Regions from separate parts of the Homo sapiens genome. Here region 1 is linked to region 2. A link is a loop called in an ENCODE intact Hi-C map of the cell type or tissue named here. Cell type or tissue: IMR-90. All regions are shown on one strand.

Region 1 (8,000 bases), 1.1 Mb after region 2:
CTTATAGAATTTCAAGTAACGGTGGACCAAGAAAAGGCACTTAACTAATAATTACTAGTCCTGTCAAACTCTACCTCACACATATCTAGAATTAGCCCACTTCTCTCCAGCTCACTAACTACTTGATTCTGAGCCCCATTTACTCTCATCTGGCCTGTGCTAGCCTCCCAGATGCACCCTACCCGCTTTGCCCCACTGCAGTTTTTTCCCACGTAGCAGGTGGACCCACTAAATGTTTAAATCAGCAGGTGTTACTCTCCTGCTTAAGATTCTCTACCGGGTGCGGTGGCTCACACCTGTAATCCCAGCGCTTTGGGACGCTGAGGCGGGCGGATCACCTGAGGTCAGGAATTTGAGACCAGCCTGGCTAACATGGTGAAACCCCATCGCTACTAAAAACACAAAAATTAGCCGGGCGTGCTGGTGCATGCCTGTAGTCCCAGCTACTCGGGAGGCTGAGGCAGGAGAATCACTTGAACTCGGGAGGCGGAAGTTGCAGTGAGCCGAGATGGCGCCATCGCATTCCAGCCTGGGGGACAAGAACGAGACTTCGTCTTAAAAAAAAAAAAAGATTCTCCACTTCTGTGATGTGTCTTAGAAAGTAAGTCATGAACTGTCTCTGCCTACATCTTCCAGTTTATCTCCTTCTGCTTGTCAATGGTCCCTCTGCTGCAGTTTCTCTCTGCTCCCTCTGCCTGGAATGCCCTTCCCTCAGCTCAAGAATGTCTGACTCCTCATGATTATTGGGTCTCAGCTCTCTTCTCCTTGCCTGACCACCAATCTGAACGGGCTCCCCACTTCCTGTCCATCATGTTAGGTCACATCATCCGGCTTTGCTCTCCTCTTGGCTCTGATCTCAACCCCAATATGTCTTGTTTACTGTTAACCCTCTGAGTACAAGCCCTCTGAGATTAGTGAGTCTGTCCCATTGGTTCACCCCTGTATTTCCAGGTCCTAGAATGTCCCAGCACATAAGAGGGACTCAATAGCTCTTTGTGGCATAAATGAACTAAACCATTCATAGATTTATTCTCTTTTGAAATAAAAAGGAATACACTGTCACAAAATGTATTCACTGTCACAAAATGCATTTGCCATGTGCCTATTCTCATGGTTTCACTTCTTAGGGTTTTGCCAAAGAATCTGCTCTTAGGGGTTGCATTAGGTTCACTGTCACAAAAATGCATTTGTATTCACAGTCACAAAAATGCATTTACCATGTGCTTATTCTCATGGTTTTACTTCTTAGGGTTTTGCCAAAAAATCTGCTCTTAGGGGTTGCATTAGGTTCCAATGGCTGCTATAACCAAGTGGCACAAAATGAGTAGCTTAAAACAACAGAAATGTATTCTGTCACCATTCAGGAGGCCAGAAGTCCCAAATCAAAGTGTGGGTAAGCTTAGTTCCTCCTAGAAGCTCCGAGGGAGAAACCTCCTCATGCCTCTTTCTTAGCTTTTGGCGACCCGGCAATCCTTGGTGTTCCTTGCCTGGTGGGTGCATTGCTCCAATCTCTGCCTCCGTCTTCACATCACTTGCTTCTCTGTGTGTCTCTGTGCTTGCTGTTTTGACTCTTATAAAGACAATCATTAGATTTACGGTCCACTCTAATCCAGTGAGGTCTCGTCTTGATCCTTAACTAATAACATCAGCAGTAACTCTATTTCTATACAAAGTTGCATTCTGAGGTTCTGCATGGATATGCACTTTTCAGAGACACTACTTGCCCCACGCTAGAGCTTTAGAATACAACACAGAAACTTACAATCTACTCTTGCTGTAATGTAATGCACATACGTTGTTTTTTCGGTGGCCAGCAACCAAGAGCACCCTTCCCAGGAGTACCCCAATTTCCTATTGCATCTTCCAGTTGGAGGACAGTCTTGATCGGAATGTAACTCAATATTTCTCATCTCCTCTCTGCAACCAAGGAGCTACATGTGACCCAAAGTAAGACAACTGGACTCCTGGGATAACTTCTTTTCCCAAATGTATGCTATTTTATGTTTTGGCAAACTTTCAAGAGAGCTTTCATTCCATACTAAATTTCCTTTTTTTTTTAGAGAGAGAAGATCTCTGTCAGTCACTCAGACTGGAGTACAGTGGTGCGATCACCACTCACTGTATGCAGTTTTGAACTCCCTGGCTCAAGCAATCCTCCCACCTTAGCCTCCCAAGTAGCTGGTACTACAGATGTGCACCACCACGCCTGGCTAACTTATTTATTTATTTATCTGTAGAGACACTGTCTCACTATGTTGCCCAGGCTGGTCTCGAATTCCTGGACTCAAGTGATTCTCTTGCCTTGGCCTCCCAAAGTGCTGGGATTACAGGCATGAGCCACTGCACCTGGTCTCACATATTTTTAGTACTATAAATCTGTGAATGCCCAGCAAACATCAAGCAGACTGTACTCTTGGAACTTTTCATCTTGAGTGGAGGCGCATAAGGAATGGGAAAATATTGGAACACATATACTGGAGGAGCAGCACCCAGATAAGATCCTTCAGTTGTTCATGCTGCCTGGACTCCAGGAATTGCCTTCATTCCTGTCTTGTGTCCTGATTTGGCTCTCCAGCCTCCCATCTATCCTGAGTTCCTAGCTAGCACCCTGTTAAAAGTCTCTTTTTGCTTCTGTTAGTCAGAATCCATTTCCATCATTTGCATCCAAAGACATTCAACTATTACACCGAGATCCAAGATTTTTTTCAGCACTGTCGCTGTTTTGCATATTTAGCTCTGAGTTCTGACATGCTGAGTTTACTACTATATGAGATACTACCTTCAAAATGTCAATTTCATCCAAACCCACACATTAGTGCAATTACAAGACAGTACATTAGCATTATTATTAATTTATTTATAACCCAGCTTGTTCCAAAAGGATTTCATTGTGTTAAATTATCCTACAGAGGTATGGCAAGAAAAAAAACATTTAAAATAAGGAACAAAAATGAAACAAAGGAAGAATAAGAGGTAGAAAAGTGAGATGAAGCCACAAGAGAACCTAATCCATAAAAATGGTTACTGCCAAGGCTAGACAATAGGTAGGGGAAAGATGCAGTATCGTGAAAAGGTCTGCAGGCTACAGTTGTTGCCATGGTATTTGGCAACAATATTTTCTATTTTTCATAGTTCCTTCTCAACCTGAATTTCTGTTAAAAGCTTGCAATCTCTCGACATTGAAATGGGACCATGAGATAATTAAGCAGTTGCCAAATGGGAACTAACTGAATAACAGAAAAGAATACATTTGCTTAAAGTCTTTACGTTATTACTTTAAAGATGGTAAAAACCCTGAGATATCTGCTTTAATCTTCATCTCTCTTTCTTTCTCTTTCTTTTGTTTTTTTTGGTTAATATTAGTCAAAACCTGGAAGCTGCAGTGCCTTATTTCAAGTTATGATTTTTTAAATTTTGCTTTTCACAATAGATGGACCTTGAAAAATTTATTCTGTTATCTGTTTTTACAAATTCAAACACTCTAAATGGAAGACAGAAACTATTTAAAAGAAGATTTATAGTCAATCTTTTTGCAAACCAGGCATTACATTTTTACTTATTATTTTAGCGATGTGGGGTTTTCACATGTTATAGAAATGTCAGTTCCCGTCTTGCAGTTTTTATCAAGAAAGCAAAGCTCAGATTTTAAATGCAAATACTGCATAAAGATATTGCTCATACATAGTAACATAGTAAACACAATCATGCTGATCTTCATTATTGTAATGACGATTTTCCCATTTTAATATTTATTGCATTTTTTTTTCTATCAAACCTTTTTCAAAAAGGATCGGAGGCAACTGTGGAATACATCACAAGTGCCACCTAGTGCTTCCTTTGAAAATAATGCTTTTTTTTTTTGGTCTTCAGAAATAGGAACAAAACAAGATGTAGAACACCCATGCTCGTAGGCTGGATCTTGCTTAAGTAGTTCTGCTTCCTAAAAATGAGTGCATTTGTTTTCAGCCAAAACATATGTTGAAAGAAGAATTTGGAAGTGAGTTTCCTTGACTGTGCTCAGACCTCCCAATACTGCTTGGTTTTAATTCTACATAGGTAGACATGGCATTAAGTAAAGGATGCTAAAGAAAGGAAACATAAAATAAGGAATTTCATTAAACAAGAAGTAGCAGTAATTATTTCAAAAAGTATTTTTTCCATCTCCCAGTAGGAGTTGGCATCTTACTAAGTTTGATTTCCATCATCATCATCATCATTATTATTATTTTTTGAGACTGAGTCTCGCTCTGTCACCCAGGCTGGAGTGCAGTTGCGCAATCTTGGCTCACTGCAACCTCCACCTCCCGGGTTTAAGCAATTCTCCCGCCTCAGCCTCCTGAGTAGCTGGGATTACAGGTGCCCACCACCATGCCCGGCTAATTTTTGTATTTTTGTAGGGACGGGGTTTCACCATGTTGGCCAGGCTGGTCTTGAACTCCTGACCTCAGGTGTTCCACCTGCCTCAGCCTCCCAAAGTGCTGGGATTACAGGTGTGAGCCACTGCACCCGGCCCCATCATCATTATGCCCCAAATGACTCCTCTTCCCCATTTTCCCCATCTATAAAGCACTGTGACATCATCATCACCACCACCACCATCAACCACACGCATCAGCTGAGTGCCTATGGTGGTAGGCCTCAGAGCTGGTTGTCAATAAAACACACTCAGGCTTTAGGCTCTGCCTTCAAGGAGCCTAAAATTAACCTGTGAAGAGGAAGAGGAAAAGAAGAAGGAGGAGGACAAGAATGAGGCTGAAAAGTATGTGTACAATGATCAAACAGCAATACTAGATAAAAGCTTTCACCATTTTCCTGGTTCACAGACCAGAAAACTTTGGAACCATCCCCTCTCCTCTATCCAATCCTGGTACTTGGGTCCTATAGCATCCTCCTTTGGAATGCCTTCCTGATTTGTTTTTTCCTTCCCTATTGTGGGTTTACTCCTCCACCTCATACCTGGAAAATGGCAACAGACATACCACTTGGCCTCCTTCCTCTCCTACTGCCAGGCTACCTTGCCTAAAATGCTGCCTTTAACTTTTCATTCTCTTCCTTAAGAACAAGTTGTGGCTCTCTGGTGCTTCTCAGACCACGGGTACACATCTCAGAGCCTAATTTTGAAGATCTTTCCTAATCTACACAGACTTTATTCAATTTGATGAGCCATTACACTGCAACACTAAATTTTTACTCCTAGAGAGCAGGTCTCTCTTTACATTGGAAGCAAGGGGGCACATTATGCTTTCATTTCCTTTTTAAAAAATTATGTTTTTGTTTTGTTTTGTTTTTTCTTTTCTCTTGAGATGGAGTCTCCCTCTGTTGCCCAGACTGCAGTGCAGTGGCACAATCTCAGCTCACTGCAACCTCCACCTCATGGGTTCAAGCAGTTCCCCCACCTCAGTCTCCTGAGTAGCTGAGACCACAGGTGCCCGCCATCATGCCCAGCTAATTTTTGAATTTTTTTAGTAGAGACGGGGTTTCGCCATGTTGGCCAGGATGGTTTCAAACTCCTGACCTCAAGTGATCTGCCCACCTTGGCCTCCCAAAGTGCTGGGATTACAGACGTGAGCCACCACTTCTGGCCAATGGTTTTTTTTTTTTCTTGTGGTATTTCTAGCTGCCTTTTTTTTTTTTTTTGCACCTCTTGTGTCATTTGCCTTTATAATATATTCAACCTTTTTTCAGTTACTTCATTTTATTACTTAAAACCATTCCCCTCCTCCATGTACACTTTTTTCACTGGTGACTTTCCTCCTGCGGCGTCACCTTCTCCTCCAATCTCTACTGGTTACTCTTTCATCTTGCCTCATAGCAAGTCACATTGCAACTTCCCTTTCCTGTTTTTTGGGTTTGTTTCACTGTTTTCTGGATCACTGGTCTTCCCCTTTCTTCATTTTCTCCTTGTTTTGCTGCAGAATATTTTTAAGCAATTTCCCAAAAATGGGCACATGGGAGGTAATTGCTTCAAGTCCTTGCATGTGTGGAAAAGTGTCTTTATTCCACCTTCACACTTAATTGTGCTTGCCTGGCCACACTATTGCAGTTCATAATCATGTTACCAATAACAGTAGCTATTTCCTCGTTGTGTTTTAGTACCTTTTTGTCTTAGTCCGATTGTGCTGTTATAACAAAATATCATAGACTGGGTAATTTATAAAGAACAGAAATGTACTTTCTCACAGTTCTAAAGGCTGGAAGTCCACAGTCAGGGTGCTGGCAGGTTCAGTTGTCTGGTGAGGGCTGTCCTCTGTTTCCAAGATGACTCTTATTGCTGCATCCTCCAGTGGGAAGGAACGCTGTGTCCTCTCATGGCAGAAGACAGAAGGGCAAGAGAGCTGAAAGCTGCCTGAAGCCTGTTTTATAACGGCCTTCATCCCATTTGTGAGGGAGAAGCCCTCATGGTCTAACCACCTCTTAAAAACCCCACCTCTTAAGAGTATCACATTGACCAACAAGGTTTAATCTAACATCTGAATTTTGGAGGGGACACATTCAAACCATAGCACAGTGTTGCTGATGAGAAGTCCAATGTCAGTCTGACTCTTGTTCTTTGTAACATGGAAGATAAATTGTTCCAATTGCACTGCTGTCAAGTTAAATCCTAACAACCCATTTCCCATTTCTAAAATTGAGACTCACAGGTCACACTGTGCTTTTAGTGCTAACTAATGACATATCAGAGTCTGGCTCTGAAAATACAGAACTTCATAATTTAAAAAAATGTCTAATAAAGAGGTGAAAAAGATATTTCTTCTCCATAGCAACTAGAGAGAGGGAGAGAAAGAGATCGTTTCATAGCTTAAAACTTTGTAAAAGAATCTGATGAGGTAAGATGTTAAATGTGAACTCTCACAAGACATCAGTCTTATTTCCAGTGTGATATAAAGTCTTGCACAAATATTCCCAACTTCTACCCACTTTTTCTGTTTTAAGTAAATTTATCATTGAAATTATTATTGAACAAAGAAGTCCTGTAGATGCTAGAAATTTTAGAAATTGTTGCCATATAGCGTAAGCATGACCTTCAACAACATTAGTAATTCTGGCTCATAGTCTTACTTGTTGGTTTGTTGCCTTGGTGATAATGTAGTTGATGCCTATGTTCCCAGTGATATAAACATTAACAGGGTTTCTCAGTCAAATCAAAAAGAGGATTGGCTTTCTCTCCTTTTTCCTATTTGCATAATGGACAAATAAAAGTCTATTCTGCTAGAGTCTTCAACACAAAAAAAAGTTTAAGGTCTTGTCCTAGTTACATCTCCACAGAGATACCAGTTGCTTCAGCATTGTGACTTCTCAAACTAAGTGTTGGTTTTACAAGATGTTTTATTTAGGATACCTGAGCACTATTCACAACATGGTACCTTTTCAGTATTATTTGCAACATGTATTGTTTAGATGCCCTTAAGGAAACTTTGGAAGGGGGAAGGAATATTTGATATCAGTGTAAAAGGCAAAGGGGGGCCGGGCATGGTGGCTCACGCCTGTAATCCCAGCACTTTGGGAGGCTGAGGCAGGTGGGTCATGAGGTCAGGAGTTCGACACCAGCCTTACCAACATGGTGAAACCCCGTCTCTACTAAAAATACAAAAATTAGCAGGGTGTGGTGGCAGGCACCTGTAACCCCAGCTACTCAGGAGGCTGAGGCAGGAGAATCACTTGAACCCGGGAGGTGGAGGTTGTAGTGAGCAGAGATCACGCCACTGCACTCCAGCCTGGGTGACAGAGCAAGACTCTGTCTCAAAAAAATAAAAAATAAAAAAAAAAAGGCAAAGTGGTAGTTCCCTTAATTTACAAAAATTCAAAACCAAAAACATTTTCTATATTACCGTAGTATTAAATCTTTACTAAATGTATTATTGTATAGAGTAACCAGCTCCACAACATAGACTAGTAGAAAAAAATAATGCTGTGGAAAGAAACCTTTTTCAGGTCCATATGAGCCTTTATATCATCATTGAAAGTGATCTAATAGACAGTAGATAAACAGAATGGAATAG
Region 2 (8,000 bases):
GCAGTATTTCATCCCTGCCCCAAGGTCAGCTCTGGAAATCTGGGATAGAGAACACCACAAAACAGAGTGGGGAGCAGAAGAACCAGTAGCCTGTCTAGCTCTCCTAACAAAACCCTAGTTATTTTCATCATTGCTCCCAGTAGATGCCCTGATCAGATGCACAAACCAATGATTATGTTGGTAAAGACCCAACATTTCTAATGTGTCTGTGCCTGCGTAGATTCATTTAGACGAATCCATATTATTAAAACAACTTGCACAGAACACGATCACAGATCCTTCATTGACAAACAAGCGAACTGGGCTGCTGATGAGTCTCTGAACTGTCTTTTAGCTGAATTGTTGTTAAATACAAACATGGTCCTTTTTTTTCTAAAGGGGCGCATGTTAAACAATTTAATATTTTAGAAAAATACTTTCCCTTATTTAAATGAAAATAAGTAATGTAGTTTGCAAAGTAAAAGGCAGGGTTTCATCTTTTAGACAAAAAAAAAAATTAAAAGAGAGAGAGAAAGACATGTATTGTCTATTTAACAATCAAAACACTACAATAAAATAAAATAAAATCGTGGTATCATAATAATGAGTTCTCTTTCAAATGGTTTGCTCTGAACTAAATTGTGCTCTTTATGTAATAGAATGACAAATTGTTTAATTCAGTATCAAATATTCATGAGCTGTAAATGTGCTGCATCACCAGAACGGGTGCAAAATCATAAACAAATACTGTAGCATGCACAGAAATGGAAGCTAACAGAAGTGGACGTCTGCACAGATTTTCAACATTGTTGTGGCTTTGCGTCTATGAGAGAGAGAGGGGAGAGAAAGAGAACACCTCCTTCTCCAGCTATCTCCAAATGCTGCCGTGGGAGAATAAAAGGGTGAGAAAGGAACCTGGATGTGGATTCGCATAGCTCCGATTCTCCTGCAGATCAGAAGGCTAAAAGCAAATCAGAGATTAGACCACAATATGACGGAAATTCCTAGACATTTCAAAATGGTGCAGGGCAGTATTTATTTATTAGAAAAGAGTATGCATGTGAACTCTTTTTTTTTTAAAGGTTAGAATGGCTAATTATTCTGAGTATGAATTTTAAAGTGAAGCGTCTTCGATCATTCAGGGAGAAATACATGAGAAACCCTCATTTGCATCATCTACATGGTCATTTGTTTGCCCTTTGCATGGCAGGGCTTCAGAGGAAAATCCAGCTCCAGGCTGCAAGGCTCCGAGAGTCTTCTTAGACCTCTCTGGAACAAATGTATTCACTTAGAATTAGGTTTCTTCTTTTAGCTTCAGCCAAACGCCCTCAGTGCCACACAGGTTTCCCTCTCCTCCCTTTCTCCTTCCCCTCCCCTCCTCTTCTCTCCTTTCTCCAGTATTTATCCTCATAGAAGTGGAAGGACTGGCGTTTAGAAGGAGAGAGGAATATGTCAGTCCTTCAAGGACAACGTACAGGTTCCCTTTGCCCTACAGGGGGCAGACCCTATCATTTCCTAGCTGACACATTTGGCCTCACGGGCTCTCTTCTGGAACCCTTGAGTTCAGAAAGGGTTGAACACTGCCCATTTCCTGCTGCAGTCCCTTCCAGGAGTTCTGTTCCCATGCCTGTAAGCAGTCATTTGGAGTTGCCTAAGAAATCTTTAAGAACTTCACAATATTGAAATCAACTCTTTCAAATGGCATGAAGAATTTTTTGGTTATTAACTCCACCATCTCCCGTTAGCTAAGCTCATTTGTTTTCCCTTGAGAGAAGAGCTCTTCTAGCATCTAATCATACCTAATCTTTCTGCAAAGTTGTTTTCCTAAAAAATTGTGTAAATCAAGTTTTTGTAAATCTAGTCATATGTTTTATGCATCAGGGGAACTTGGAATGTAAAGGAATCTCATGGTGTATGCATACTTCTGTAAAATGAAGATTTGCTCCCTTATTTATTCATTTTTGTAAATCTGAATAATTATTTACTGAGTTGAAGGAGGTATGCCTTTATTTAGGCTTTTGCATTTGGTATCTTTCCATTTTTTATTTTCAAGGTGCCCCAAAATGGCCACACATTCCACCTTTGGAGGAGGAAAACACAGCCAACATGCTCCCTAATTCTAAGTCATAAAGAGCCTCGAAATTCTGTGCCAGTAGTTCATAAGGAGTCCTCGTTTGATCTAGAAAACCAGCAGAAAACCTTGCCGCTGTCCCACAGGAGAGATACACATTTCACACTGACTGGGTTCTACTCCTTCCTTCTTTCCCTTCTTCTTCTCCTTTAGCAAATGAAAAGATGCACAGTACTTGCGATTTCAAATAGAATGGTGTCTGTTAAAGCTTTACCTAGGAGGAATTCCCCAAATCAAGGGACATGGAATTACTCAGCCACAGGAATTCTGGAGAATCCGGTCTCTGAAGATGAAGCTAGAAATGAGCAAAGGTTTACTGTTCGTTGTTTTCCTCGGCAGACAGCGCAGGGTCCTTATGGCATGGAAAGGCTGAGCTGTTGGAGCAGAGTGAAACCTGATTCCCAACATCTGTGCTCTAGACCCCACTCCGAAGGGGGACTTTCTGGAGGTATTTTTCTACTCTCCGTCCCCTGGGTCCCAATTAAGGGAAACACTTTTTTTAGACATGTTATTATCCCATGATAGAAAAGCAGGACTCACTGTTCCTCCTTCCCTCCTTCCCTCCTTTCTTCCTTCCCTCCCTCCCTCCCTCCCTCTCTCCCTCCCTTCCTCACTTTTTCCTTTCTTCCTTTCCCCCATCTAGATGAGCAATGCAAAAGGTCTGGTATTTGAGAAATGTAATTATATTAGTGATAAACTTCATGGTTTAATTTGGGAAATCTCCCAAACCTAAATTCCCAGCCCGGAGGAGTCCAATTAGATCTGGGCTGGGAAAACTAGAATATATTTCAGCGAAGGGGAAATAACCAAGGGGAAGCGAGAACCGCGAATGGCCAAACACTGATGTCGGCTCAAGTCCTCCTCGGAAAATGCCTGTGTATGAGGATAAAGTGGCTGGTGGAAAGTTCACTCAATCAGGGCTGCACGGTCTTGTGGAATAAAATACGTCCAGACAGGGTTACGACGTGCTTTGGATTCCAGCAGGGGGAGCTCTGACTCTGGAAACCGGTCAGTGGCCACCGAACGCTGTTTCACCGGGTCTAGACCTTTGGAGATCAGCGTTCTCTGGTCGCCAAGGTTGGTAACAAGGTCCGTGGGTAATGTCGCTGAACCAGAAACAGAGGTCTCCCTTTGCACAGTCCCCGGTGAGGAAAGCAGTTAACACCTCTGTAGAAACACAGCTGAAGAGGCATTTTAGGAGCAGGTGACCAAAGTCTTACAAAGGCAGCCGGGAAAAAGTCAGGGATGGAAATTAAAGCCCCCGTTTCCTCCTCTTTTTCCCTTCCATACCCCTAGGCATAACTGTTTCTCACTCGGGGGCTGAGCTCTGATATGACATCCTGTGAGGATACCTTTAGCAGGGGGAGCCACAACCCCAATTTTAAAAACTGCCTGTGGTTGGGATGAGCTAGATTTCCTGATGCCATCAGTCAGCTCTGGGCACTGCTGCGCCCTGCTGCTCTCACTTTGGGTGCCTAGGAAGGAGAAACACAATACCTTCGTGCTGTAGCTACATCAGTGCCAAGAGACCCCACTTCCCACGTCTTCTGGACTTGGCTCAGAAGCATCTGCAGAGAGACAAGGAAGCCCCACAAAATGTGGACAAATGCCATTCCAGCCCATGAAATAGCTGAGAAAGAGGGGCTCGGCACAGCATTTTCTAAGCTACGTTGTGTGAAAGGTTGCTGGACCCTAAGGGGCTCCCAGGTATTTATTTCATGCGGTAAAAAGTGTTCTGATGTCAGAGTCTGAGAAAGCCTGTAGGCACTATCTGTGCATTCCCCACTCCCCCAACTTTTGTGGAAAGAAATCTTGTTACAAGTCCTATAAGTTCTACAGTCCAAACAAACAAATGAAAAAGCCCACTTAAATTTGTCTGATCCAGCACTTCCAAAACTTATCTGACCATGACGACCATGACATTTTGTCTTTTCCTTTCCACAAAGCACCTATGTTCTAGGCACTTGTGTCTTGTGGAGCATACCTTGAGAAATACTGAGTATGCATAAAAGAGCAAAGTTCTAGGGGTGAAGAAACTTCTGCATTCCTGTAGATCGGTTCTGATCCTAACGTCTGCTATGATTCTTTTTTTAAGATGGTATTTCGCTCTTGTTGCCCAGGCTAGAGTGCAGTAGTGCAATCTCGGCTCACTGCAACGTCCGCTTCCCAGGCTCAAGCGATTCTCCTGCCTCAGCCTCCTGAGTAGCTGGCATTATAAGAACCCACCACCACACCTGGCTAATTTTTGTATTTTTAGTAGAGATGGGGTTTCACCATGTTGGCCAGGCTGGTCTCGAACTCCTGACCTCAGGTGATCCGCCCCCCTCAGCCTCCCAAAGTGCTTGGATTACAGGCGTGAGCCACTGCGCCAGGCCTGCAGCTATGATTTTTGACATCACGTAGCCTCTCTGAACCTCAGTTTCCTCTTCTGTAAAATGATGACTCCTCCATTCCTACACATCTGCATGGCTCCTGGCTGAAAGGGGAAGGATGGATGTCCGAATATACCTAAAATTTGTGCTCCTGGAGACAGAAATGGATCACACATTTATGTTGAAAGTAGGTTGTAGACTTTTGTCTACAAATAGACAAAATGAACAAAATCTTATGACCAGAGGAGACACTATTCCCCTCTCTTCCTATTTGGCTTATAAATCACAATTCACACCAGTCCTGTGGCTACTTGTATATCTTTATCTGTCTGCTTTGCTTAATCTATGGACTAGCTGCATGCAGCATTCCCTTTGCTATTTATATGCAAGACTGCGAGTTTAAAAAAATTCATGTAATGAATGAATTTTAATTGTTGAGGACATTTATTCAGAGCTTTAATGGGGATTCTACAGATTGCAAGGATTTACAGTCTTTTCTGAGGAATAGCAGGAGCCAGAGTGCATGACGGTGGTATTATAGTTGGGACTGACATTAATGGCATGGTCCAAGTTGTAAAGTGTACACCTGAAGGTTTATTTCTAAATTGCTATAAAGGACAGTGGCGAGGGTGATCAGGTCCTCTGTGCTAAAAGGGCGTTTCTTCTTTCCCCCCAGATCTCTACCTCTCCTTCACTTGAGAATAGAAATGGCAAAAGGAAACAGAATCACCTTAACTGCCTTTCCTTGGGGGTGTTGATCAGATGCATCAGAAGGAAGATAAGGCAGTGTGGCTTTGCAGTATGGCATGACCGGCCACCCAACCACCTTGCTCATGCCCAGCTGCATGCACTTTCTCAGCAATGTTTATCCAACAAACATTGATTGAGCACCTACTATGTGCCAGGTATTTATTCCCATCAAGTGGAAAGTCCTCTTTTCCAAGCTGCAGCTAAGTTCTGGCTCCTCTATGGAGGCTTCCCTGATATTTCCAGGCTTCACTAATATCTGCCAAATTCTAAATTGTTATAGTTGGGGTTACACAATTGAGCAGTCATTATATACTTCTTGGTTGCTGTGGTTTCAAATAAATGTCTAAGATGTAAGCTTCAAGAGAGCAAGGGCTGCGTCCTAATAATCTTTTACTTGCTCTTGGTGCTTCTATAAACACAATTCACCAAATCAGATCAACAAACAACAGACTCTGGACAATCCTTCAGACTACATGTCTCTGCACCTCGAGGTAATACAATGTGTTTTTCAGCCAATAGTGTATGCCGTGCTGTAGGTGCCCTGGCAACTATCCCTAATGTCTACTCTCTTTGTTCTAGTTGGTTTCTGTTTGTTTCAGAATTAGAGGGTCAGATTTGGTGTTTACTTCTCACTATTTGTTATTGATCATGTTGTGCATTAAGATTTGGTAAACTCAGCAGAACTGAGTGGCTTTCTGGGTGGTCTGAATTCATCTCCAAAGGCAACTTCCACTGATGTGGTCTTTTTTCCTGGCTTTCTGTTTTACTAGTTTGTGGCTAATTACGAGGGCTTCAGTCAGTCGATGTAGCCACAGATGACACTAACACCCTAGGTGGCCCAGGGGAGGATTTGTGGAGCTGTGGTGTCTGGGCTTTTTCAGAGAGGCCTGCAGGGAAATTACCGACGTGGGTGTGGACTTTGTCTCTGTCCTTCCTACGCCTCTCCTACTGGCATCCTCCCCCAACTGAGGCTCTGCCTCCACCTGTCCTGGAGTCTGATCTAGGTATTCCCTGCCACAAGCATCTTGCCTAAGTAACTTGGGGCTGGTAAGTGTTTACAGTGGGCCACCTCCCGAGAGCATACTTATATGAAAAATTCATCTGGAATACCCAAAAGTGTTTCATAAAGCCTAACTTGGCTGGTTTTCCCCAACAAATTGTAACCTTTGCACACGTTTTCACAGTCTACAAAATGCTTTCATGCACAGTGTCAGTCGAGCTGTAAAACAACCATGTGAAGTCAGGGGAGTGGTGGAGAGGCAGGGATCAGATGACTTGCACAGTGAGTGCAGAAGAGGTGGCAGGGCTGGAACCCACCAGTTCTTCTGACTTGTCCCTGCCCTGTTTTGCCTTGAATTGTGGTTATTGGAGTAGACATCCTTTATTCTCATAGACTGTAATATGATGTAGTGGAAAAGTAGTCAGTCTGAACACCTGAAACTAAAGCCAGGTCTATTCCTCATAAGCAAGTGGATACTACTACCAATAATAATTATAATAAATCACAGCTCCAGTGTATCCAGCACTTACTATGTATGAGGAATTGTACTCATATTATCTCATTTAATACTCAAACAGCCCTCTGCAATGGAGCTTAGAGCAAGGTTTCACCATCACTAACTGATGCTCAGATTGAAGCCAAGTTTTCTCTGTTTCAAGCCCATGATTATTCAGTTTCTGCCTTGGTTGTTGAGAGGTTTAAGCAAGATAACCATGTGTCTCACATGGTGCCAGATTGATGCAAGTTAAGCTTACAAGAAACAGTAGGTCTGTCTCTCCTTTTCCTTGAGTCTAGGGATGTAATCACCACCCCACCCCACCCCTTGGTATTCCTCATAGCATAGTGTTTTGCATAAGTCAGTCCTAGGTGAACGTTCATTGAGTTAAATGGAAATCAAAGCTGAGAATGAGGAAATTAGTCTGCTCTCCTCAGCAGGTAGGGGAAGTAATGAAGACCAAGCAGTTCCATTGCAAGAGTTGCTGGCATCTAGGTTGGTGCATAATGAGACTAGGGTTGTGGCTTTGGTCCCCAACCACTACCTCCTGGTTCTTCACCCACCACCCTGGCTGCCCCTCTTACAAAGGAAACATCTTTTGTAAGCATCTTTCTGTCTTTCCCCTTCATGTTACTGTATCTACGAGTTCTGTCTACATCGAAGCCTTGCAAATGCCATTCGCATTACCAACTCCCCTGCTATAGGTGCATATATATCCCAACACCTACTCAGCCTGGAGTCCCATACCTCATACTTAGCACGTCTTGTACTGAATTCATTATTCCCTCATCCCACTTAGCTGCTTTTCATGTTAAGCTCATTTGAATCACTTCGAATAATGTTGGTTTTATTGTAAGGATACATAGGTGGGAGAACCTAGTTAAAGCTGAAAAAGCAAAAACCAAAACCAGGCCCCAGGGGAAGAGAAACTGTAATGGGTCAGGAAAAGTGAGAGCCCAGAGCAACTCTTGGATGTTAAGAGCAGGAATCAGGGTGGCTTTTGCATGTGTCGCTAACCTAACTCAGCTATCCCACTTGACACTTGCTTCTGAGTGGCTGGTCCATGCCTGGGATGTGCATTGTTTCTTTACCTGACAACTCTGCTAACTTGTTTCCTCGTTCTCATCTTACTCATATTTCCACTTCTGCATAACTCGTGCATGCCTTGACGCCTCACAAGCCAACTCTAGCTCATGGAATGTCCATGCCAGTTTTAGATCCTACTGAATGCTGCCTCATTCTCTCAGTATTTTTGTGGTTCAAATTGGAGAG

The links. Hi-C counts contacts between places; a loop is a spot of excess contacts. Peaks named below come from ENCODE experiments on the same cell type or tissue, not always from the same donor. Only the 100,000 strongest peaks of a DNase experiment are listed, where the experiment ranks them.
Region 1: it touches region 2 in a loop (4-fold over the local background); 2 of 110 quality-filtered maps call a loop at or near these places.

Annotation. Positions count from the first base shown.
Region 1 is chr2:174,518,915-174,526,914 of GRCh38, forward strand. LOC124906097 (a long non-coding RNA gene) reads right to left here. Exons shown (of 3, transcript XR_007087309.1): 3 at 2,309-4,082. LOC124906096 (a long non-coding RNA gene) reads left to right here and starts at 4,503. Exons shown (of 4, transcript XR_007087308.1): 1 at 4,503-4,759. In IMR-90, a CTCF peak has its summit at 3,823 (motif pointing left); no DNase peak of the experiment used is centred here; H3K27me3 peaks cover 2,061 bases.
Region 2 is chr2:173,399,489-173,407,488 of GRCh38, forward strand. No RefSeq gene overlaps it. Among named protein-coding and RNA genes, the nearest start is that of CDCA7, 49 kb to the left of the region's middle. RefSeq lists a silencer at 3,008-3,177. In IMR-90, a CTCF peak has its summit at 3,089 (motif pointing right); a DNase peak (open chromatin) is centred at 3,063; H3K27me3 peaks cover 4,779 bases.